Linked DNA regions of Mus musculus: regions 2 and 3 are each linked to region 1. The links are chromatin loops, found by intact Hi-C in ENCODE. Cell type or tissue: left cerebral cortex. All regions are shown on one strand. Region 1 holds the start of Fam163b (family with sequence similarity 163, member B). Region 2 overlaps Sardh (sarcosine dehydrogenase). Region 3 overlaps Sardh (sarcosine dehydrogenase).

Region 1 (8,000 bases):
GTGTCTGTCTGTCTCTGTCTCTCTCCTCTATCCTTTCTCTCCTATCTAGTGATAGGGTGTGAAACGGGCTGCGGAAGGGAATAAAGGGGAAAAAAGAAGAAGAAGAAGAACCTACAAAGTAGCTAAGACCAGCTACACTTCGCCTGTTTGACAAAGGCATCCTGGTCTGCTCTGAGGCCATCTTCCGATTTGGTCAGGAAATGAGCCCCATGGGAGGTTCCCGGTAGTATAAAGACTCTTCTAGGAAGCTGGACCAACATACAGCATGGATAAAGAACCCAGGGAACAAGGGGTTAAGTAGCCTCACTAGGAACACACACTTTAGACATAAGCACAGTCCCTAAGGTTGTACCACCCTGCCACCCTTAGCAGCCATGGAGGTGGTGAATGTGGCTGTGACCCTAGGAGTCTGGCTTGTTCCCCAACCACTGCTCAGATCTCTATCTGTTCCTCTTACGACTCCCAGATAGCAGCACAGCCCTCATCCCAACCAACTCACTACAGAAGTGCTTTCAGGTGTATGTGTGAGTGTGTGTGTGTGTGTGTGTGTGTGTGTGTGTGTGTGTGTGCTTGCGTGTGCACCTGCGCACACCAGAGAACATCTGGTGTCATTCCTCTGGCTCTATCTACCTTGTATTTGAGATACTGTCTCCTGCTGGCATGGACCTTTTCCAACAGACTTGGGTGGCTGGCCAGCAAGCCCCAGGCTCTCTGCCTGTCTCTACCTTTCCAGTCCTGGAATTACAGGCATTCACACCATGCCTGGCTGTTCTGGCTCCCCCTCATAGGTTCTAGAGATCAAACTCATGTCCTCCTGCTCCCAAGGCAAGCACTTTACCAACCAAGCCATCTCCTCAGTCCTGTTACTGGGGAAGTTAGACACAGGCACAGGGGACTGGCTTGATCTGGTTAGAGCCACTCCCACAGATGCCCCTTTGGGTGGGCTGGGAGGACCCAGAAGAAAGCAGCAGCATCCACTGGGGTGGGATGTACAGTCGGGTGCTACCTTGGTACTGAAGGAAAAAGCCCTTCTCCTCACCCACTCACAGTTCATCCCAGATCCTAATGAAGGCCAGTCGCAGTGATGTTTATTTAGTCCTGGTACACATTCACAACTACTCCAACCTACCACCGCACCCCAAACGGGTGGCATTTGCTCACTGCCTACCGTCCTGTTCCAAATGGACATGGTAAGCTCTTCTGAGTCCCCCTGCCTTTCCTCTCCAGTCAGTCTCTGTATCAAAGCCCACAGTGTTAACGCCAGGTCTGTCCACCAAGGTTTAGACTTTTGCATAAAGCCCACTTACAGAACATAGCTTACAGCCTGGATCTGACCCCCAGACCATCTCCAGCCACCTCCCTCACAAGACCCCTGGAAGTTAGGAACAAAGTCCCTGTGTCATATCTTAGGAGTGTAAATCAGGAGCCCACATGCCAGGCTCTGCACCCCAGCTTTCCATTAGTTAGGAGTTCTGGCCACAGCATCCCTGTGACTTGGGCTAGCAGGGCCTTCTAGGGAAACCCCCAGCAAGGGAGACAAGGCAGAGGACTGGGTCAGGGGTGACTTCAACAACTTAAGCCTCTTCCAGGAGCCCTATTCCTGGGGGGAATGGAGAGATTTGGGAGGAGAGAAGGAGAGGAGCTTGCAGGTACTGCAGCTCCAGCCTAGATGAATCCAGAGGGACAGAGACTGCAGGGACCTCACAGAAAAGATAGTAACAAGGTAGACAGGAGGTCCCTTCCTGCCCTACTACATCCTCACGATGCTCCAGGCCAGGCCTGCACAGGTGCCACCAAACAGCCACAGGAAGGCAGAAGCGCCTGTTTTTGTAGATGATGTTGCTGAGGGATCTGCCTAAAAACCTGGGCCCTGGATCTACATTCCCACTATAGAAATCATAACTTTCCCGCCACCCAGGTTAGGGCATGAAGAGGAAGAGGGGGTAGTGGTGGGGTGGGAGCAGAGTGGACAGTCTGGGCAGCCACTCTGCCTTCCACTCAATCCATGAGAGTTTAGATCCAATATAATTGACTGTGAGGTGACAAATTTCTGCTTTGAGCTTTATCATCCTTCCTCATGGGATTGCTGGGTCTGCAGGCACGGGTCTCTAAGTAGTAAAGCCTCATTCAGAACCAGCACCAGACTTAGACACTTAGATCCAGGCCAAAGGAAAAAACCTGGGCGACTACATGGTTAGAGGATGGGATGGGAGGGAATAGGGGGCGCTGAGAGGAACCCCAGGGCATGTGAGACCATCTCCTCGATCTGAGATTTAGAAAGGAACAGGGACCGACCCAAGGTCACCCAGGAAGAAGGGCAGAGCTGGGCAAAGTCTTGACTCCTCAGTCTGTGCCCACCATCTCTGTAAGTTCCTTTTCAATGTTACCTGTGCTGGCACAGCAGAGGCCTGAGGCTCTGGGGATATCTCCCACTTACAGGAGAGACGGTACAGCACATCCTGGGCTCCCACATCTTGTGGCACTGGCTTGCCCCAGAGAGCCAGTGATATTCTACAGACCCCCACCCCCAACAGGTATTCCAGGCACCCATTTTGGAAGTTGTACCTCCTCCCAGACCCTAGACCTTTCCAGGAGGCATCTCCGGGCTTGGTAAGTGGGTCAGTACCAACCAGTCCAACAGGAGCTCAGGTGACAGGGACAAAGACTCCAGCACAAGGCCACTCTATCCATCTTTTCTATGGCATAAGGCAAATGTACTACACATGACCACCAAAGAAAGGGATGGAGAGAGAGAGAGAGAAGACAGAAGTGAGCCCCTGGCCTCAGGAGGGAAAAGAACTTCTCAAAGCCACACAAGGTTGTATGTACTTAGCAAGCCTGTAGCCCATGTGTCATGGACAGTTTCAACCACCTTCTACTGGCCAGAGGTGTCAATTCTTGAGTCTTCAAGACCCTTGGCATGGAGTCTTCACTCTCAATTCTATCTCAAGAAGAGGAGGGTGGGAAGATGGGCCTATGCGCTTTTCTGTAACCATAAACTTCTGGGAGGTGGAAGCTGTCCCTGAACCCTACCAAGACTTTGACTGGCACAGGGGTGAGAAGACCACAGGGGAGCAGCCTGGCACTCTCTGCAGACCCCTTAACTCCAGCTTCCCCAGAAGGGACAAGGGACCCTGCAGAAAGGTCTGGGGACTTGTCACCTAGGTTTCTTGCCCTGGAGTCACATCAGCAGAGAATGTGCACCCGTGTGACACTGAATGTGAACCTGCTTTTCGGATTTTGGTGTTTGGCTGGAAAAACACAGCTGCCTGCCGGGCATGCCCCCTCCTGCCCGCACTATTTAAGATGAGGTTTCCAACAATGTGGGAAAGCAGCGACAGAGGTTCCACCACCTGTTAACCGTGACCTTGGACAAGAAACCAACTTTTCTAAGCCTTTGTTTCCTCCTCTGTCAAACGGAACCCTCAAGCCTTTCATACATAGGCTGGACAGAATGGATGCCAGCAGTAGCCCAGGGCAAGCATTCGGCAGCAACCTGGTGGGAGGCAAGCCTCACCTCCTGAAACCAAATATCTCAGCTCCAGGCAAGAAAGGATGAATGGAGCTAGGTTTCCAGTCTCTTCCGACAAACTTTCTCTCCCCATACCCCTTCCCTCAGGCAAGTCACCCTTGGAGGGAAGTAGAACCTCTCTTCTGTCCGTGGGTTCCTCGGCCTCTCACCTAGAACCCCACTGCCCATCTCAGGCTCTTGGAGGGAGGGAAGCAATTGGATGGGTGATGCTGTACAGGCACCTGTGTAGATAGGTCAGGGCACCTGATGAAAGGTGGCCAGGGCAGGCTGCAGTACGTACTGTAGACGAGGTGGGCACAGAGCCCGGGCTTCCCAGCCTGCGTTGCTTGCTCTCACACCGTGACCTGCGCACCCGCTTGGCCCTTACCTTGAACCATGGGAACCACGCTGCCCCGGCTGGCGGAGGACTTGGACACACGTGACGGGGCGGGCGTCCCTCTGTCCGGGGCACAGCGAGTAGCAGCAAATGCAGCCCAGGCCGAGGCCGGTGGCGCCTGCTGGGGCCGGGCTGGCAAAGTGAGCGCCAAGAGACTCCTGGAGGCCCCAGAGGAGGCAAGTGCGTGGCCAGGAGAGACTCTCTGCCAGCTGCGCGCTGCGGCCACGGCTCTGGACACCCAGCTGCCTCTCTGCGAGCGGCACGCGCGACTCCAGCCTAGTCCCGGGCGCGGGGCGCGCGCTGGAGGGGAGGGCGCGCGCGCGCTAGCCTGCTGAGGAGTGCGCGCTGCAGCCCTGCGCGCGCCGTCGGCGGCGGCTGCGGGGAGCAGGCGAGGAACTGTCCCTGGTGCTGACGCTGGTCCGCGTCCGCCCCCCTCCCCCCACCTCCCTCCCCCCTGCGGCTGAGCTCACATGCAAGGTCTAGGGACCCACACTGTTGTGCGCGCCCTGCGGGGTTCTCACGGATCTCCACCAGCCTGTTTCTTTCTCTTTGAGCTTTGGTCTCTGTGGTGATGGGATTTACCTGACTCTGGAAAGCACAACCTTGGAGCAGGTCCCTGGTCCTTCTTGTTTCTGGGGTAACTGACAGCAGGGCCTTTAAGGCTGATCTGAAGATGAAAGGCAAAGATGTCCACAGGCATAGCACACCCTAAGTACTTGATAAACGTTTGCCTTTGCTCCGTTTATTCTCTGGATCAGTCTGGTGTAGTGTACAGTCTGCACTGGGCTGGTTGGTGACTGAGGCCTTGGCTGACTCAGGTTTCTAGCCATTGGGAAGGAAGCAAATCTCTGCTACTTTACCCCCAAGTACAGCATTAGGGCAGTGGTTGGAAGTTAAAGCAAGTCAGATTTGAGTGGAAATGAAGAACTTTCTGGCCTTTCCTTTTGAGAAATATGTTCCCAAGATAAGCCCCATTCTGGAAGATATTCCGGAGAGGGCTGTGGCTGCAGACCTCAACCTAAGGGGAGTAGGTATTGAATGAGGCTTTGAGTTAGAATATACCACACTCTGAGAAAACTCCCTGGACCACTAAGGGTACTGTATGGGTACTGGATTGTGCCAGGAACGACACGATGCTCTGTAAGAAGCTCTGTCCTTGTGGGGAGGACATATGTCAGCCCATATTGAGGGGCTAGGGAGCTGGTGGAGTTTCCTTCCCCTTTGCCCACTGGCTGGGCATAGAAAGACCAGCAAGTCATTCCAAGATATGCCACAGAGCCAAGGAAGCAGGTGCTTTAGTCAGACGCCTGCGTGAGCATGCACACGTGCACACACACACACACACACACACACACACACACTCACTCTGCCCACTTCCCTGCTGATCCTTCCTTCTTAAGGGTCCTCACTGAACTCCTCAGCAATGACCATATTCTTGGTGTGCCTTATAACAAACTGGGAACAATCCTTTATCCCACTTAACTACCAGGAAGAGATGACCCCGCCTTTAAGTATCTCTACTCCTTTTGAGATGGGTAATTAATTGTCACCTGCCTCATTTCTCCAGGGACTGGTGGCTGTGTTTGATTCATTAATTAACTGTACTCAGAGCCTGCTTGAAGCAGGCTCTTATCTCACAGTAAACATCAATTGTTATGTGTGCAACACATTCCAGACGCAGTGCTAAACACTTGCACACATTGTCTCATTTAGCCAGCTCAGCAAGGGCCAGGGAGAGTCAGCCAGAACCTGTCTTGCAGGTGAGAACAAACGACAGAGTCCTTGGCAACAGAACAGAGCTGGGACTTGATGACTCCCAAGATCTCCCACACTCGCCAATGTCCCAGTCTGAGATAGGACAATTGGCTCCAGATGATTCTATATAAGGGAGGTCAGAGAGCCCTGGAGAGTGCCAAGAGGAAACCACAGGCCGGCCAGCCAATCAACTCCTGCAACCATCAGTCCTGACTTTCCACTCAGTCTCAATCAGGACTACTTACTTGCCTTTTGGTGATTGTCTCAGATCCTTAGATGCTGTCAAACGTGTGCCAGAAATTTTCAAAAAGAGGCCTCACCATCAAGCCCTGCCTTTGCCAGCAGCTCATCCACACTTCCACTTTGTCACATATCCATGTCTGCTCCAAGACTGTAAGTCTGGTAGCCATGGTCTGAGCAGCCAAGCATCCAAGAAGTGGCTTGGCCTTTTACCCTAGGCTCTGAGTTATTACTCCTTCCTGTGTGGAGCAGAGAGATGCTTCCCCAGCACTTGCGATGGTGTGACTTTATTTAGTGGTATTTGTCTCATTTAAACTGTGACTGGTTTCAATGCCTCACAGCAGTACACACATGTGTACCAGTGTGCTTTCATATAGAGGTCTGAGGTCAACAACGTTAGCTGTCTTCTTCTGTCACTCTCCTGAAATTTTCTGTTTTGGCTAAACCGGCTAGCTAGCGAGTACCCAGGCTCCTCCCCTTTCTGCTTGCCCCTAAAGCTGGAGTTACAGACACATCTCAGCCCTTGGTGGGTGCTGGGAATCAAGACTCTGATCCTTGTGCTTCCGCAAGTGCATTATCTGCTGAGCCATCCCTCCAGTCTTCCTTACCTTAGCTTCAAAACAATTACAGAAGGTCAATGTGACTTTCCCCAAACCACACAGCCGACAGAGAAATGCACAGAGCAGATTTCATTTGGATAACAGTACAGTGGTCTCCACTTAGCTTGTTTTTGTGTATGAAATCATGCCTTGATTTTATTTTTTAAGCTCATTTGTAAAAACAGAAAAAGGGAGCTGACTTCATAGAAACCACATACCATCAGGTTTCCTGAAACAGCAAGTCCTGGTACAAACAAAAGAAGTCTAGCCTCTAGAATTCAGTTCTCCAGGCTGGGTGGCAGCAGGCTATGAGGCAGGACTGGCCATTCCTCTTCAGCAGGTTTTCCAGTTGCCATGCAACTTCAGTCCTGTCCCCATCTTTTTACAACATACAGTTTAGCGGATGTAACTCAGCCAACAGATGGTGGAGGTGTTGAAAACTGTCCAACACACAGCAACGTGCAGGGCAGTTTGCAAGGCTTGCTTTCCAGTCTGGGCAAATGAGGCTTTTGTAAGAGCAGTCTTTTATGCTATGAAAGTGGGACCTTTGAATATGAGCAACTTCAGGGATGAGGGTTGATAGCCTTCATCAGAGACACCAACTTCTCTCCAGTGTTTTGCAAATATCCAAGCTCAGAGCACACTTTCTGGTGGGGTGTGGGAGAAAAAAGTGACCATGGTGGGGATTATGTGCACTCAGATCTACCTACACATCACAGTGGGTTAATATCTTCAATTAACCCAATGGCAAGACCTAGAATCACTGAAGAGACAAACTTGTAAGTGTGCCTGGGAAAGAGTTTGTAGATTAGGTTAACTGAGATTAGAAAATGCACACTGAGTGTAAGAATAGCATCCTGTGGGTCAGAATGCTGGGCTGAATAAGAGGAAGAGATGAGCTGGGTACCAGCGTTCATCCCTCTCTACTTCCTGACCATAGATACAAAGTGTCTCCACCAGGGTGGGACAGACCCTCAAATTGTGAGCCCACATAAACACTTCCATCTGTAAACTGCCTTTGTCAGGTGCTTGGCCACTGGACAGTGGGTCCTCTGGCTTGAAGGGCACCCACCCAGCTTCTGCTCATGACTGGGAGTGTCATTCTGCAGACCAGAAGAACAAAGCTCTCCTAAAGGAAAGAGGCTTCTACAGAGCCAAGGCCAGGAACAATGTCCAATTCTCTTTCGGGGAATCCTCCGGAAGGAGCCAACTTAAGACTCCAGACATACTGAACTGAAGGTTGGTGGGGACCCTTTCTGCCCAGAACACCTAGGAGGTTTTGGAAGGGATGGTGTTGGCTGGTTGGCAGGTATAAACGTTTCTATTGCTGAGTCTTGCGCGCGCTCGACTGGCCAGGAAGAACGACGCTGCAACAGGATCCTTCTACACACGTTTATTGGGAGAGCTTGATTGTAGAGGCGAAAAGACTTCGAGCCCAGAACTGGTGCTGCTTTTATAGGCCTAGGAGGGGCGTGTCTCACACCCGGATTGGTTATGC
Region 2 (8,000 bases), 93 kb after region 1:
ACAATCCTGTATGCTATGAACTGTTACTGCCCAATGCTTTATCACAGAAGAGAAAGCTGTCTGGCTGGGCTCAGCTGTCTCCAGTCAGTCAGCAAAGGTGCACGGATCCAATGCCAGGTCCTTAGCACCTGCAGGTAGAAAACTAACACACCTATCCTGCTCCTCAAAGGGTGCTCAGAGCCTCAGCTGCTGATGGGCAGAGCGTCTGAGCTGAGGGTAACCGGACAGACTGAGAGGAAAGAGGCTTTCAAATAGTAGGAAGTTGCAGGGACCAAGGGACCAAGCCCTCGTTCCTGTGGAGATAGACTTCGCAGGAAGGCCCATCCCTGGATCTCAGTTCAAAGACATGTAAGGCCAATGCTGGACATCAATCATATTAGACAACAAGAAATGGTCCTTATACAGGCTGTGAAAGGCCAAATCAGAGGGTCTCCTGAGCTGCCACACTATACGCACTGGCCAAGAATGAGCTCGGCATTTCTCTCGAGGTTCAGCCCTGCACATGTCCCGTGGCATCCCGAGCAGATTTGTGGGAGCTGGGGGCAAGTGTGGGGTATAGAGTCCTTTAGATTTTTGACATAGGCAAGTCTGAGAAACTCCCAGAAGCTCTCTTGCACCTTGGCTCTGAATTCTCAGCCTAAGCCAGTGAGCTCTATCTGCCCTAAACCTCCCCAGAGTCTGGGACTGGGACATCTCTAAAACCCAGAGGCCCAAGACTCTGAGCTGTCTGGCAAGGAGAAGAGCTACCCACCCCCACCCCTAAACCTACAGTCACTGTTAAGAGACCAGACTCAAGTTGTCTCTGCAAGCACACTTCCCCAAAATAGGGCCCCATGGGGGAGTGACAGTTTCCAGGCTAATTAGACAAAGAGAGCCGCTGGGGACATTCATGCCCCCTGGGATTCTTCCTGTTTTTCTCACCATCGGTCCCTCTCTGGCTGAGCAGGGACATGAGTCACAGCCCTCGCCCACATCCCAGATAAGGCGTGCTCTTAGCCTGCTCGTGGAGGCTAGCTACTGATTCCATCTGGTCTCCCTGGGACTGCACCCGGTATTACAGACTGAGCTGGCTGCTCTGTAGTCTCCAAACATGCCTAGACAGTGAGGGCTGGACTCGCCAGAAGGCCACACCACCCTCCATCTAGGACCCTTTGTCTCTCCCGAGGTGGACTGGCCACTTTGCCCCATAAAAGTCCCTTAGCCTCCTGATTCCCCTTTCATCCATAAACCTTTGCTACCAGCTTGGCACGGCCTGTGACTTCTCAGTCCCGTGCTCCCTCTGCTGAGCAGTGTCCTGTCTCTACCTCCCAGGTCACACACTGTGGTGTCCAGGGGTTCCCAGGACTGCTCAGCCTAACCCTTTGGGCTATCCCGCATCTTTCTGAGCTTGGCTTTCAAGTTCTCCCCATTAAAGGGAGGACACACACCACTGAGACTCTTCTGAGGCCACATTTCTACCTGGCCATGTGTAGTTTCCACCTCAAGCCAGCACCGACTGGCGCTGTGATGGCTGATACTGCTTCTCCTCACCTTGGCAGGATCTAGAATTACCCAGGCGGCTAGCCTCTCAACCGAGAGTACTTATCTCCATTAGGTTATCTCCAAGGCATGCCCATGACAGGGTAAACGGGGACAGCCCCATCCCCTGGGCAGGGGTCCTAGACTGAGCTCCATCACCCATCTCTCTGCTTCCTGACTGTGATACAACCTGAAGCTCCGCCTCAAGCTCTCAGTCCAGGGCTTCTCTGCCATGATGGACTGTATCCTTGACCTTAAGTTGCCCTTTTGGGGCATTTTGCCACAGTAATATGTAAAATAACTAAGACAGGTTCCTTCTTCTAGGCATACCTGTGTCTCCCCTGCCAGGCTGGGACCCCTTGCCCAAGAAAAGGATTGACTTTAGCAAGAAAAAGTACACAGGCCCTAGGCGTGTGGAGCTGCTGGGCCGTTGCACCACACTCATCCCAAGGGTGTGTGACTGCCTGAAACTCACACTATATTATCAGGCGCAGGGTCTGATGAACTACTTTCCAGCATTGCCTCCTTTCTAGGATCCTCACTGTGGGATGGAGCCTGGGGTGCCCTGTAAACAGTGGCTACTCTGTAAATAAGCTAAAGAGAAAGGTCTGAGAGCTAAACTCACCTTCTTCTCAGCCTCCTGGAGACCACAGAGGAACCCCCTGGCCAGGTATCTCTCGATGCCCAGCTTACCTCTAACCCTACAGAGTTCTGGCTACCCAAGAGCAGTGGCTGGGGACCCTGGCCAGGGAAATGACAATTGGGGTGGGGGCAGAGTTGGAGCTTTACCAGGTGACCACTTTGCTAGAGACAGAGTCCTTATTCCTGTCTTTATTCTGTCTCACATGGTGACAGGATCCCACATTCCCATTTTACAGACAAAAACCCCATGTTCTGGGGACGAATGGGATCTAGAGTCTCATTGTGGAGGACGGAGTGTGACGGGCTTCATGCCCAGGTTTACATGGCTGCCCTTGCTAGGTTGGGTTTTCTTCTAGAGAGGAAAATTAAGAGCCACCTAGCTAAACCCAGAGAACGTGAGACAGGTCCCTCTCAGGAAGGCGCTGGCATCCAGGCTGGCTAAAGAATGCCTCTGCTCCAGGCTCAGTCTCCCCACTCACCAGGACCACAGACAGTGGACTTGATCCCCGTCTTCTCCAACACAGGGACACGGTTAATGGCGCCTTCAATGTGCTGGGTGAACACATCCCAGTCCAGGTCAAAGAGGCCAAAGGCAAATTTGTCTGACACCTACAAAGGAAGCACAGAGAATCTGTCAATCAGCCAGGAGAAAAGCACTGATCCTTCCAGGCCCACCTATGACACAGCTCCAGCCCCCAGCCAGGGAGGGAAGCAGATCAGATGAGACAGAGTGGGATTTACCTGTGGGCTCACAATCCTTCCTGGGCCCATCCCCCATCTAGTTTTCCTGGACTGTTTCTGTGGTCTCCATCTGGACTCCAGCTTCTTGCCTTTAACACATTCTCTCAAACCATACAGTGCCCACCCTTCCGTAGAGCCTCCAATAGCTCCCAGTTACCTACCACAACTGCTCAAAACCCTCCGTGTGCTTGCCCTCCCAACCACTCCCCTGTGCTCGGTCTTTTGGCAACCCTTCTGATTTTAAGAAAGGCAGGTGGGAGGCACTGGGAGTTTAAGGTCAGCCTGGTCTACATAGTGAGTTCTGAGACAGTTAGAGCTTCATAGAGAGACCCTGCCTAAAGGGGGTGAGGGGATCCTATGTCAGGGGCAAGCTGGAGCTACTCCTAGGCCACTACAACCTTAGCAACTGGCCATCCAGCCCTCCTGTGCCTTCAGCCCGACCTCTTTGACGATCTAGGACCTACTAACTAGACTTGGGGTGCAGTCACCACCCACATTGCGCTACTCAACCCTGTGAACTTTTGTTTGACTCCTTACCTCCAGACAGTTTGGGGCAGGGGCCATTATCTTAGTGTCCCCCACCCTTCCCAGAACTAAAGTGGCATTTGGCCCAGAATCGCCGTCTAGTCAGTCTGTTTGTGGACATCTGGATTGTCCTCCAGTCCTGAGGCCCCACTGTGGCCATGGAGAGGGACAGAGGGGCAGGGGGGGGGCCTCAGAAGGTCCATCATTGCTGCTGGCCAACAAAGGGCTAGGTCATTTCTCAGTTCTTCTAGAGTCCCGGCTTTGTCTCATGCTAAGGTGGGAGACCATCCCACCCTGGCTTCTGGTATAGCTGAGTGCTAGCTCTCAGAAGCACTCAAGTTGGGTGAGGCCAAGGCACCTCTGCCTTTCCACCATGGGACCCTTGAGGGGGGTGTCTTACCTCCTCCCAAAAGATAGGGTTGGCCTCATAGCCACCCACAGACAAGGCATCCCCCTGCAGTCGGAGGTAGACAGAAGCATCGTGATCCCGGACATTGGGCATGTTCTGGAAGGCAAAGCAGAGAGACCACAAGCTTCAAGCAGCCTTTAGGACTGGTCCCTATGCACTGGGGAAGGCCCAGCTCTGGGTGGACTGTGGCACCTTCGCCTACACTGGAGATGAGCAGAAAGAGACAGACAGGAACACGTCGAAGAGGCCCTGCTCACAGTGCCTGAGTTCAGGACTGCTTTCAGAAGCACTGCCATATTTTCGATAACTAAATACTGTTTTAAAATAATAACAGTCAGCCCTTCCAAGACCAGCAGCACTAATACTCCAAAGATAAAGGAATCCCAGAGCAAAATAGCACAGGATTGTGGAGACCCCTGGTGGCCAGGAAGCCCATGCTCCTGTCTCGGCAGGATGTCCCTCCCCCTCAGTACTGCCTCTCCTAGGTTCAGCACACATGTGTCTGCCCAGCAACTCCACTGCTCTCTCCATACAGGAGTCCACCCTACTCGGGTGGACAATATGGCTCCACTCCAATTCTGTCCCCAAATCTTCCCCAGCTGCTTCAAACCCTGCTGACTGCTTCCTCCTGGAAGTCAGCCTGATTGCTGGACATCATCATCGCTACCCCCATGAGCTCCTGCTAGAGGCTAGTATTTGCTCACCACATCACCTTGCTCTGCTTCAGCACAGCCCCATACACAATTACTACCCATGCTGCAGAAAAGGAAGCAGCGCTGAGGCTGTGGCTCCGTTGGTAGACTGCTTGCCAGCACGTTTGAAATCCTCAGCAAGTTCTGTCTCCAGCACTGCATGGACTGGGCGTCGTGGTGCTAGACGATCAGGGATTCCAGGTCATCCTTGACTACAAAATTAGCCCAAGAGTAGCCTGAGCTACATGAGACCCAGACGGTGAGGCTGAGCACAAATAAGAAAAGGAGTGGGAGAGGAAAAGAAAGCTGGCCCAGCGAGATGGCTCACTGGGTAAAGGAGCTTGCCACTGAGACTGATAACCCCATGTCTGATCTCAGGTACCCACATGGTAGAAGGACCAACCTCATAACTTATTCTTTGACCTCCAGAGATGCACACACACACACACACACACACACACACAAATGCATGAATGCTATAAAAATGTTAAAGGAAGAAAAGGGAACCTGGAGGCTTAGAACAATGACTGCACCCTCCTAGGCTAAGTGGGAAGATGTGGACTTCTAATCCACAGCCTGGGCTCGGCCCTGGGCTTGGCATCTGCATGGGGTAACCATCACTCGGCAGAAGCAGATGGGAGGAAGATGAAAATGAAGAAACGGGCAAACCATGTCTTGAATGGGACGGGCCCATGGCCACAAGAAGGTCAGAGCAGAGCTGGCTAGGACCAGAGCAGCTTCTCAAAGCTACCACAGAAGATGGACACCCAAGCCTTGATTGAGCCCTTGTCTGTAGCCAGAGCCTGATATTATGGGAGGACAATATCCTACAGCACATGCAGGGAGCTTCCTCAGCTAACATGGGCAAGAAGACACCTGATACAAAGCCCTCAGCCTTAGGACTCTCCTCAGCACAGAGTGGAACCACAGCAGTGGGCAAGTCTGAGACCTGGCTCTGCCTCCTGCCTAGCCCCAGCACTAGGCAGGGCTAAACTCATAGAGCCTTCTCTATGGAGGGATGGGTCCTGAGAACTCTCTCATTACTCCAGACTGTACCCTGCACAGTCTTAAAACAGCGAAGCCCTATCCATATGCATACCCACAGGCACTCCGGGACCTTGCAGCTTGGCTCTGATTTTGAGATTCATGGGAGGGAGATAAATGAACCTGCAGGCTGTCCTAATGTTTCCCAGGAGGGAGACTTTAGCTAGGAGTGAGGAGTGGTGCCCCTCAGTGGACACCCTGTGGCTACCCTCAACCCAGGACACATCCACTGCCCCCCTCTCCCATTTACACCTTCTCAGGCTTAGGCTGGCGCTCCTGGGGCCCTTTATGGTCAGAGAGTGACCCCTGGTGGCCACCTGAGGAATAAGTTCTCCCCACAGCTCTGACCTTTGGTACAGGGTCAGCATGGTGTCTCTGTGAGTAAGGACATACTGTGTGTTCAGGGGGAGTTACTCTAGGAACAATGACAGGAGCCGACCAGACCCAGGTTTTTGTTGTGCTATCCCCTACATTCACACTGTGAAACGTCCAGACTTCACATCTTGGAGGCGGAAAGGAAGCCAGGTTCATGCAAAGTGGGGGAGGCAGGCCCTAGGAACAAGGCTTCTAGCATGGGCAAGAGGAGGTGTGCAGTTGTCTAAGACTATCATCACTGGGCCCTAAACAAGAGCAATCTGGCTTCTCATGCTATCCCCACCCCACAACCTATGGCTTAGATCTCTGAAATGTCAATCAAAATCAAAACCAAATGCTCTGTGACCTCCTCCATCATCCTCAAATCCCCACTGAGGTGTGGCCTTCTCCTCCTCCAAGGAGCTACCAAAAGATCAACTGGTCCTCCAGTCTTGGCTAGGGATGTTAGGCAGCCCATGCCCAGCCACATTTGATTGGCCTAAGGGAAGTCAGTTGTGTGACTTTGTATGGTCCTTTAGGACAGGCTCTGCCCTACACTGGGCCTCTGAACCCTGGGAGGGTTCCCTTCCAGAACCCTTCGAGGCTCCTTTGGGAGTTGCTCCTTTGCTTATCTGCAGGATCCCCTTTTCTCTTCAAGCAAAAACTGGGGTGGGGGGTCTCTCTCTCCCCACCACCACCCGGAGCAGGGTCTGGAACATGAAGCCCCTCCAGTCAGTACTGGCTGGAGACAGGATTAGATGCCCATTGAAAGAATTAGCAAGTAGGTGAATGATGGTGGAATAGAGGAAGGGAATGGTAAATGGGGAGGAGGGATGGGTCATGGATGGGTGGGTGGATGGAAGGCAATAAAGAAGGGATGGAAAGATGGATGATGAACAAGGGGATGGGGGAGTGGCTGCATAGATGGAAGAAGGCATAGAGGAGGAATGGAAGGTGGGAGGGTGGCAAGAAGGATAGAAGGAAAGAAATGAATGGTGAGAAAAGGATGGGAGGGCAAAAAGAATAAAGGGGGGCTGCAGACGGCTCAGAGTTAAGAGCACTGACTGATTTCCCAGGACCGGGGTTCTAGTCCCAGCACCCACACGGCAGCTCATAAGTGTGTGAGCATCCTCACACAGACAGACATGCATGCAAGCAAAACACCAGTGCACATAAGATAAAGATTTAAAGGATAGAGGGATGGAAAGAGAATGATGGAGGATAAAAGAGAGGGGAAGAAGGTAGGAAGAGGAGAGGAGGGTGGAAGGCGTGATGGGGAAGTAGTGGGTTTGATGGAGGAGGCAAGAGGGAAGAGGAAGATGTGCTCAGATGATTGGTGAGGGGAACGAGGAATCAGTGGTAAGGCACCAGAAAAGTCCCAGCCAACAACATAGGAAAGAAGACCAAGAGAGGGGAGAGCGGGAGGCACACAAGGTCTGGGGCTCCCTCAGCAGAGGCTCTCAGAGGTGCTGTGTGCCAGGAACCAGAGTCATAAGTCAGGACTTAGCACACTTGATTTCTCTGAAACTCAGGCCCAGGACACTGAACAAAGCCAAACTGGATGCCTATGGCCCAGCTTGGTAGCCATGATTACCAGACTAGAGATTCAAAGAGAAGCCAGGCCCTGGTGACCAAAGTAGCCTGCACCATCAAATTCACAGCGTCTGCCACCACCCAGAAGGTCCCCATTGCACCCAGAAGTGGAGTCTAAAGCTGAGGGTTGTGCCATTTGACTGTGTCCAAACTCGGGTTTTAGGGGAAGTCCTGAGTTCGCCAGCGCCATCACTTACCTGGATCCCCTCGATGCGCTCAGTGACGACGTAAGCATGGTGCATGGCCACCAGCGGGACCTTCACTCCAGCCATGCGGCCCACCTTGCTCGCCCACACTCCTGGAGGCAGAATGGAGAACACTCAGCTGCCACCCGAGTGGGCACGGGGCACCTCAGAATTCCTGCCTACCCTGACTTCCCACCCAAGAAAGGCGTCCTTTGTGGGTAGGACCTGAGCTGTGGGAGTCAGGGGAACAGCGTTCCAACCTGCACAGTTGACCACACAGGGTGTCTGGATGGAGCC
Region 3 (8,000 bases), 68 kb after region 1:
GGAACCTGGCAGCCACAGCAGGGTCCTGGGCCTTGGTCCACAGGACAGGGTCTGCGGAACTTGGCGCTCACCAAAGTCATTGCTCACGTCTCTGCTCGACCTGGCATTTGCTGACTACGCAGACACACACATTCCTCTCCTGCAGCTGGTGGGCTAGACGCCAACTGATCTATAAATACGTGGCCTGGCTCCATGTTCTGGCCCCAGAGCCTCCACATGCTGATGGACAGTTTGTCAACACAGTTTTAAGCCAGCACAAGATATCACTTAGAATATGAAATTTCCCCTGGATTCCAAGAGGATTCAGTATTTGAGCAGATATATGTGACGCACCACAAAGCACTTTTGACATTGTCTAGACTTTGTACTGTTGCCGAGGAAACTGAGGCCCAAGAAGACAGGCATAAGACTCCAGGCCAACAGGCCAACATCTACCTCCCTGTTCTGAGGGTCAGGGTAGCGCAGAAGTGTTGGTATATACTACCCTTTCATATCTGTTGCCCAGCTCCCTGTTCCCTCCCCCACTTGCCTGTGTGCCCCACCTCTGGGGTCAGGGCAGTGACCAGCCAGCCTCTACAGCTTGAAGTGCCACCAGAGGCTAAACTGTCACTTATTGTTGGCTAAGTTATGGAGAGGCTTAAGCCACTGAGGTGTGTGTCCTGAGCCACACTGAGAGACAACTTTCCAGGTCAGCCCAAACCATAGCATGGACGCCACCGGAACAGTCTTGTTCTCTTTGGCCTAACCCTCTTTCAGGCCCTTGGGAGAAGGTGGGGTCACTGGGACAGGAGTCCCTGGCAGGGCACAGTCTTACGTAACCTCAGCTGCAGCCTGTGCCTCCACTCCTACTCTAGCCTGCATGTCCCTGGAGCTCTGTTCAATGACCTGGCAAGCCCTGTCCTCAGAGATCCTCCCAACTGTGTGGCCATGATCTCTGAGGAAGCAGGATAAGCGAGAATAGCTAGCTGTGCTCAGGACCAGGCGTCAAGTGTTTCTGGGTGTTTCAAATCTACCCCACGGCAGACTTTTCTTGTGTTATAGTGAACCATACATTATGAGACTAGCTCATCTTCTCAGGGAAGTGGCCCCCAGGCTCATGGTTGCTGGCAGCTGGGCAACAAGACACTGGCATCTCCACGTCAAACTTAACAAAGGCCCAATCCTCCCTGTGAGCACTTCCAGGGACTCTCAGTCCATCCCCTGGGCAGTGGCAGCCATTCTCCACTGCCCTGAGCTGCAGCTGCAAGCTCCCTTGAGCCTATGGGTGGGGATGCACTCACAGAGAGCGGGCTGCACCTTCCTTCTCATCACTAGGTCTGGCCCAGTCCCACAGGTGCTTTTAGCCAACACATCTGGAATTCATTCTAGAGCCAGGGGAGGGGCTGCTGGGGGGTGGGGCAGCTGTACAATAGGAATACACCAAGGGTTCAGATCCAAACACTAGAACTCTGATGGTCCACACTGGTGCCATATGTACACGGTACCAGGAGGTACATTGGCAGAAACTGCCAGGGAGCCAGCTTTGACGAGGCATTGCCAATGTCTGGCCTCAAAGACATGGGCCCATCCATCTGATAGCCCCACTGTGTGACCAGCTGGTTGAAATAGGACCCAGAGTCGTCCCATGTTGGATGCTCTCTCATGTACCATGTTCTCCTAGGCATGTAATCCTCAGGGATCTGCAGGATTCTGGGCTTCCCAGCTCACTGCACAATCAGTCTCCCCAAGACAAGAACCCTGGTCTTGAGAGCACAGTCTTCTCCTCTCCTGCCAGATGTAGGACAGCACTGGAAAGGGGTGTGGCCAAGAATAAGCGGGTAGGGCAGGCTGTCTGACTCAGTGGGTTCACTTACCAGTTCCTTTCTCTGGACAGAAAACTCATAGCACCGTGTACAAAGACATCTGCCGCTAGGCTGCTTCCAAGAGAAGACATGGACCCCATGATGTTTGAACGTGGTTACCACTAAGGCAGGGGAGTGGGCAAAGAACAAGCACAACTAGAGAACAGAGCGATGTGAGGACCACGGCCATTGTGCAGAGAACAGGCCTGGCACAGTTACAAACAGGCAGATGTTGTCATGAAGTAGACACACCAGCCTCTAGGGATGGATGGCTGAGCTTTCTTGAGTTTTCTCATATTTTACAACACAGCCAAGCGTTTGGTGACCTGTGCTGGTCAGTGTGTCTTTGCCACATGGAGAAGGCCATCTTTATGTAATCATGCCATGGGCTCTGGACCACAACCCTATTCCAGAGCTGAAAGAAGCAAGGCCGAGTGAGGTCAAGGTTGTGTCCCAAGGATGTGCTACGGAAGTGAGGTCTGAGTTGGACTGGGTACCCAGCCTTTGCTGCACAGCTATGGTTGGAAACAGAATGCTGGTGTTTGTGGCTCTTTCTTTCTTTCTTTTTCTCTCTCTCTCTCTTTCTCTCTCTCTCTTTCCTTTCTTTCTTTCTTTCTTTCCTTTCTTTCTCCTTTCTTTCTTTCTTTCTTTCTTTCTTTCTTTCTTTCTTTCTTTCTTTCTTTCTTTCTTCCTCCTGCTTGTTTTTTATAACGCTGGAGTTGAACCTGGGCTTTCACACACGCCAGACAAGCACTCTACCACTGAGCTACAGCACAGCTCTCTGTTTACTTGTTATTTTGAGGCAGGCTCTTACTAAGTTGACCAGGCTGATCTTGAACGTTCAGTTCTTCTGCCTTGGTGTCTGCACAGCTGGGATGGCAGGCCTATACTGTGAGCCAGGCCATGGGCATTATTTCATATGTATCTTATGCCACCATAAGTCAGCTTGGCAGAGGCACGAGTAGCCAGTGAATACATGATCCCCAGACCAGACACTTACTTTGGGGCTTGGCCTGCCCGTGACCCTGGGCAATATGAGCTGTGTCAGCTCAGCCTGGGCCCTGGCCTAACTCCCAGGCCCCAGGTGAAGATTCCCGGGCAGCCTGGGAGGGCTGGGAGGCAGCCATGGCCAGGACAGGGTCCCATGGGAGGAAGCAGCTGGAGTTGGGAACCCCACGCTGCTCCCCCCACCCGACCCCACGGTGGTCCTGCTAGTGGTGGGAGGATGCTGATCTTGACAGGAGGGGATATATTCCCACCTGGTCTTCCCTCCACGAACATCCAAACCACACACAGGCTGAGGCTGTGCCAAGCCTCGGCACAGTGGAAGCGGGACACGGCTTTCCTTTCCTCCACACAGCAGAACCCAGCCCTGATCAAAACTGGACTCTGGATGCTGAATATACCAACACAAATGCCACCAGGATGCCCTCATGAACAACCCAAGCTAGAGAGTCTGAAGGTCTGGAGGCTGCCATGTCCTAGGACCCCACCCCACTACTCTTTCAGAGCACCTACCCTCTCTGGTCCCAGCAAGCAGCTTTGCATTAATGAGGCAGGAAACAAGCTAGACAGAGAACCCCCACCCCACTTCCTGAACCCTGGTGCAGCTTCCAGAGGGGAGGTGGAGTGCAGCCCACGTGGCGGCCTTTATCACCCGCTCCCGCTGGCAGCATCCTCCTTAGCACTCAGCGCCACTCTGTTTATTTGCTGACAGGTTCCAGCCTGGTCCCAGGATGTCTGGCCCTTTTGTGGGCAGGAATCTCATTCTCCAACTGATAGCCCTCCACATCTCTCCACAAAAAAAAAAAAAAAAAAAAAAAACCCTAGAGATGGCCAAGTAGAGAGGACAGAACATGCCTAACAGTGTCCTTGCCCCGCTGCAGGCATGTGTGTCACCAGCACAGATCTTTGTTTTGGGGGGCATTGTCATTTGGGCAACCTGGGCAAGACATCCAGATTCTCTAAACTCAGTCTAGGGAAGTAACACTCATGCAGCCCGGCCTGGGGCCCCTGCAAAAGCTGCGGAAAATAAATGATCCAGGATGGCCTTCGTGGGCAAGCCAGCCTTGCCAGGACACACCTCTCAGAGTCACCACTAGGGGGCACTGCCGGGACCTATGGGCCAAGGTCAGGATCTCTAATCCCCCCTGGGAGGGGATAATGATACTTGGTATATGGCATCATCACCTTCTCCATCAGCCTTGAGAATCCCAGATGGAAAGCACAACGTGTATTCCCCAGCCAGGAGTCTGAGGCCCAGGAAATGGCGGGGGCCAGCCAGGAGCTAGGGCCCAGATTCCCTACCCAGCATCACCCAGAGAGCCCCCGGAGTCCCAGGGGACCCTGATGAAGATGATAGCCATAACCGCGGAAGAGCTGGGCTTTGTCACTTGCCAGGAAACCAGGAGGAAATCACATGGCACTGCATCTTGATGCCATCATGCCTCTCTGAGCTCCCTCCTGGGTCAGGCTGGCTGCCAGCATCTCTGACAGACCTTGGGAGTTGAGGCCCAGGGAGATAAAGAGACTTGCCCGAAAGTACCAGACTCCCAGGCCCACCCAACCTTTGCTAAAAGTTGCCGCCACCACACTCCAGCCCCCAGAGGCTGACGGTCACTGCTACCTACCAGGTGCCCGGCGGCTCTCACCAGCTGGTGGGTGGAGAAGGGGAAGGCCTCGTTGCTCAGGTCAGCATCAAGCACATCCTGCAGGATGTCACGGCTGTGAACAAGAACAGAGTCTGTGAGTCACAACCTCAGGTGTTCCTGGCCAGTGAGCCAATACCAGCGGGAGGAAGACAATAAATCTAGACGACCTGGTAGGGACAGGCTACAAGTGCCACCATATGAGAAAGCCACCTTCCTGTGGGCTGTCAGGGAAGCCGGGCTATAGGTGAGTTCTCGCTACAGGATGGTCAACTAAAATAGAGTTATTCAACTACCAAGCACCCTGGATCCCACCTGAGTCACAATGGTGGTCACTGCGAGGAACTGGCAATTGTGCCTCTGTTTTATATAGCAGAGTCAAAGGTCAAGCTGTGGTGAGTAGACAGGACTCAGCAGGGAGCATAGGACACTGTACTGCTCCTCCACCTCCATTACCACCACCACTGCTGTCACTGCCACCACCACCATCACCTGGTGCATCCCCCAACCAAACCCAAGAGTCCTGCCTGCAGTGGGTCTCAGCCTCACAGGAGTCACAAGGAGGCAGAGAGATTAGAGTCCCAGCCTGGTGGACAAGAGAACAGGGCCATACCTAGTGCTCATGGCTGGGTGTCCTTACAGCACTGGACGCATCTTCTTCAAACCATATCACATCACAGTGAGTCCTACTGTCATGTCCACTGTTTTTCTAAACCACATCACGCTCCGTCCTCACATGTCCATTGCTACTCTGAGCTGTGCCGTTGAGGTACATTCTATTGTTCTGCACCAGCCTCAGCCAGTCTCCCTCTCTCACCTCCCTACTCTGCTGCAGCCCAGCTCAGGCCCTGCTGCTGTGAAACAGACAAGATCCTGCAGGCCCACGCCCCAAGCCCACCTACCACAAGCCCACACACCCCCTCCCAGGTCACCTCTCCTGTGTCCCTCCATTCTCCAGCCCTGCTCCTTGTCATATTTGACCCTCTGTCACCCTTCAGCTCTTGACCCATCCAGTAGTCACCTCCTCTAGGCAGTGCCCCTGGATTCCCTCCCCAGGGGTCCCTGTGTGACTACAGAGGTGTCTGCCATTTTTCTCTCTCTTTGCTGTGCCCAGCCCTCTAAGCCAGGGCAATAGGACCCTACACCGCCTACTGCTTGAACACAGTTATCTGGCGAGTGATGCCAACTGCAAGCCTCTGGGCTCAACACAGGCAGAAGAGCAAGTACCCTAGGCCTGGAGACACGCCCACTTCTAACCATAAGGGGTCCCAGGGGGCTGCAGCAAGTGCTCAGAAGTGCAGCCAGCCCAAATCCCCACCCCACAGAGCTGGGAGCTGCCACCCACGCCCGCCTGAGGTGCTCAGCCACTGCCTTCTGCCAAGATCCTTATGTAACCCCAGCCCCACGTGGTGTTAGCCCTAGAGGTTCAGCTCTGCTCTGCTGCCTCCAGACCTCCTAGAACCCAGGCTCCCACAGCCCCGGGGGCAGCCACACAGCAGAGAGGTAGTCTGGCAGAATACAGAGCTGTGTTTTCTTCCTCATGAGGCATAGATGCCACTACATACAGCCTCTAAAGTGGGGCTTGAAGGACTGTGACGAAGGCTGGGGTGTCAGCCCCAGAGGACAGCCACCCAGGTCTGCCAAGGTTATAGTCCTTCATTGGAGAACAGGTGGCCTGGGGAAAGAGTCCAGCTGGAGTCCTAGGGGCCAGTCCCAGCACCTCCTGGGCCTTGGCTGTGGCTGCCAAGTGGAGCTTTAGAGAACCCTCATAGAATCACAAAACCATGTATCTAGCACCTGGGGCTCATGCTGAGTGACAATTGTGGCCATCCCACATAGCTCTGTCTGCCCCCAGCAACTATAGGAGGCTGTATGAACTGAATGAAGCTCATCAACTTGAGAAATGCAGCAGACAGAGGGGTCAAGAGCCAAGTGAAGGCTCGGCAGCTGCTGTACAGTACCTCCCAGAACCCAGGTGCTGTGCTAAGTGCTCCCCACGTAGCTTAGGAACTAGGCCTGTTCGATTTGAGCTAGTGACATTACTAATTATATGGGAAACAGGAGAGAGCCTTCTGGAAGAGGTGAGAAAGAGGTTGGAGAGTGGGGAGCTGCCAGCCTGGAGGCTGCCCCCAGCTGCTCCCTGGGGCTGCATCTTGATCAGACTGCCTGGTATCCTCACTCCTTCCATCTCGCTTCACCCACTGGCCTCCCTTACTCTAAAAATAGCCTGTTCCTGTCCAAGGTCAGCATGCAATGAAGCTGGAGTCTCCTTTGGGCCAGGAAGGGCCTCTAATGCAGCAGGTAGAACTCCACTCCTTCAGGTTGACATATGGGCTTCCCCCCACCCAGGAGGAGTATTGAAAGCCATGCCCACAGCACCACTGGCCCCTGCAGCCAGATGCTAAGCCCTCTAAATTCTGGAGTAAATGGTTTTCGTGCCCCCACCGGTTGCAGTGCTGTCCACAACACCTGCCACTCCCTCTTCCTGGCCTCCCTGAAGGCTCAGCAAAGACTTGTTTTACCTGGTGCCTCTCCTGCTCTCAGAGCAGTGGGCAGGATCTGGACTCAGCAAGAAGTAACTAGTTTGGTCAACCCCAAGGTGCCAGGGTAGGGTCTAAGCACACTAGCCAGAGTCCCAGCAGGATACCCAGGGAGGAAGAGATGTCACCAAACAACCAAGTTTGTCATACTGGTCCCCTGGGGCCCCTACCCCCAAGAAGTGACTCCCTTCTTCCCTGTCTCTCCCTTCTTCTACTTCCCATCTAGGCTCAGGGGCTCCACCAAGCACCAAGCACGGGTCCGTCTCTGGGCAGCACATGGCAGGCCCTGCTGGTTAACCAAGGTGTAGCTCCTCACGACGGTTTGACTTGGCGACTAGTGTGTTGATGAGGATATGAGAACACCTGAAAGGTCAAGAGGCTTCCCATGTCCTTCTGCCTCCCTTCCCAGAAACGGTGTGGCCCTGGCAAATGTCTCCACCTCTGTTCCATCAGTAAGAAAAAGAACATTCACAGACACTTGGGATGTACATCACCCTGCTTGGCCTGGAGGGAAATTGGGAGATTCAGAGGGAGAGCATCCAAGTGTGTTCCCTGGAGCTCTGAATGTAGGCAGCATGGGCATCAGATAGAACACAAAAGGAAAAGTCATAAGCCCTTGTCACATGATCTCCTGCTCTCCCTCTTCTTTCCCCTTTTGCTCTTTCTCTCCTCTCCCCCACATCCTTCCCCTATCCCTTTGAATCTGTCTGTCCTTCTCACTCTCTCTCTCTCTCTCTGCCCCTGTCCCCTTGATCCTATGACTAAAAACAAGCCCTTCACCCCCTAGTTAACTGTTTTACAGATATTCCATCACAGCAACAGAGCACCTCCCCACCCCTCCGTCTCTCCCTTCCCCCACCCTTCTCCTCCACAGGTCTCTGAGCAGCATCAGCAGTGGAGGCCAGGTCAGCTCCACAACTGGCTGGACTTAGTTGGTGGCTGTTCACAATGCATTGTTCATTTTTTTTCCT

What was found. Peaks named below come from ENCODE experiments on the same cell type or tissue, not always from the same donor. Only the 100,000 strongest peaks of a DNase experiment are listed, where the experiment ranks them.
Region 2: it touches region 1 in a loop (2.7-fold over the local background); 5 of 42 quality-filtered maps call a loop at or near these places.
Region 3: a loop joins it to region 1, with 2.2 times the contacts of the local background. A loop is called at or near these places in 3 of 42 quality-filtered maps.

The regions. Positions count from the first base shown.
Region 1 is chr2:27,138,261-27,146,260 of GRCm38, forward strand. Fam163b (family with sequence similarity 163, member B) reads right to left here and starts at 4,217. Exons shown (of 3, transcript NM_175427.4): 1 at 3,900-4,217. Dbhos (dopamine beta hydroxylase, opposite strand) reads right to left here. Exons shown (of 7, transcript NR_040524.1): 7 at 6,638-8,000. In left cerebral cortex, no CTCF peak of the experiment used is centred here; DNase peaks (open chromatin) are centred at 4,017, 4,231 and 6,917; H3K4me3 peaks cover 2,724 bases; H3K27ac peaks cover 1,866 bases.
Region 2 is chr2:27,231,652-27,239,651 of GRCm38, forward strand. Sardh (sarcosine dehydrogenase) reads right to left here. Exons shown (of 21, transcript NM_138665.2): 5 at 7,964-8,000; 6 at 7,716-7,816; 7 at 3,827-3,931; 8 at 2,640-2,769. Among named protein-coding and RNA genes, the nearest start is that of Sardh, 12 kb to the right of the region's middle. In left cerebral cortex, CTCF peaks have their summits at 4,256 (motif pointing left) and 5,897 (motif pointing left); DNase peaks (open chromatin) are centred at 942, 4,254 and 5,883; H3K27ac peaks cover 594 bases.
Region 3 is chr2:27,206,540-27,214,539 of GRCm38, forward strand. Sardh (sarcosine dehydrogenase) reads right to left here. Exons shown (of 21, transcript NM_138665.2): 17 at 4,472-4,565. Among named protein-coding and RNA genes, the nearest start is that of Sardh, 37 kb to the right of the region's middle. In left cerebral cortex, CTCF peaks have their summits at 3,928 (motif pointing right) and 5,900; DNase peaks (open chromatin) are centred at 3,934 and 5,880; H3K27ac peaks cover 408 bases.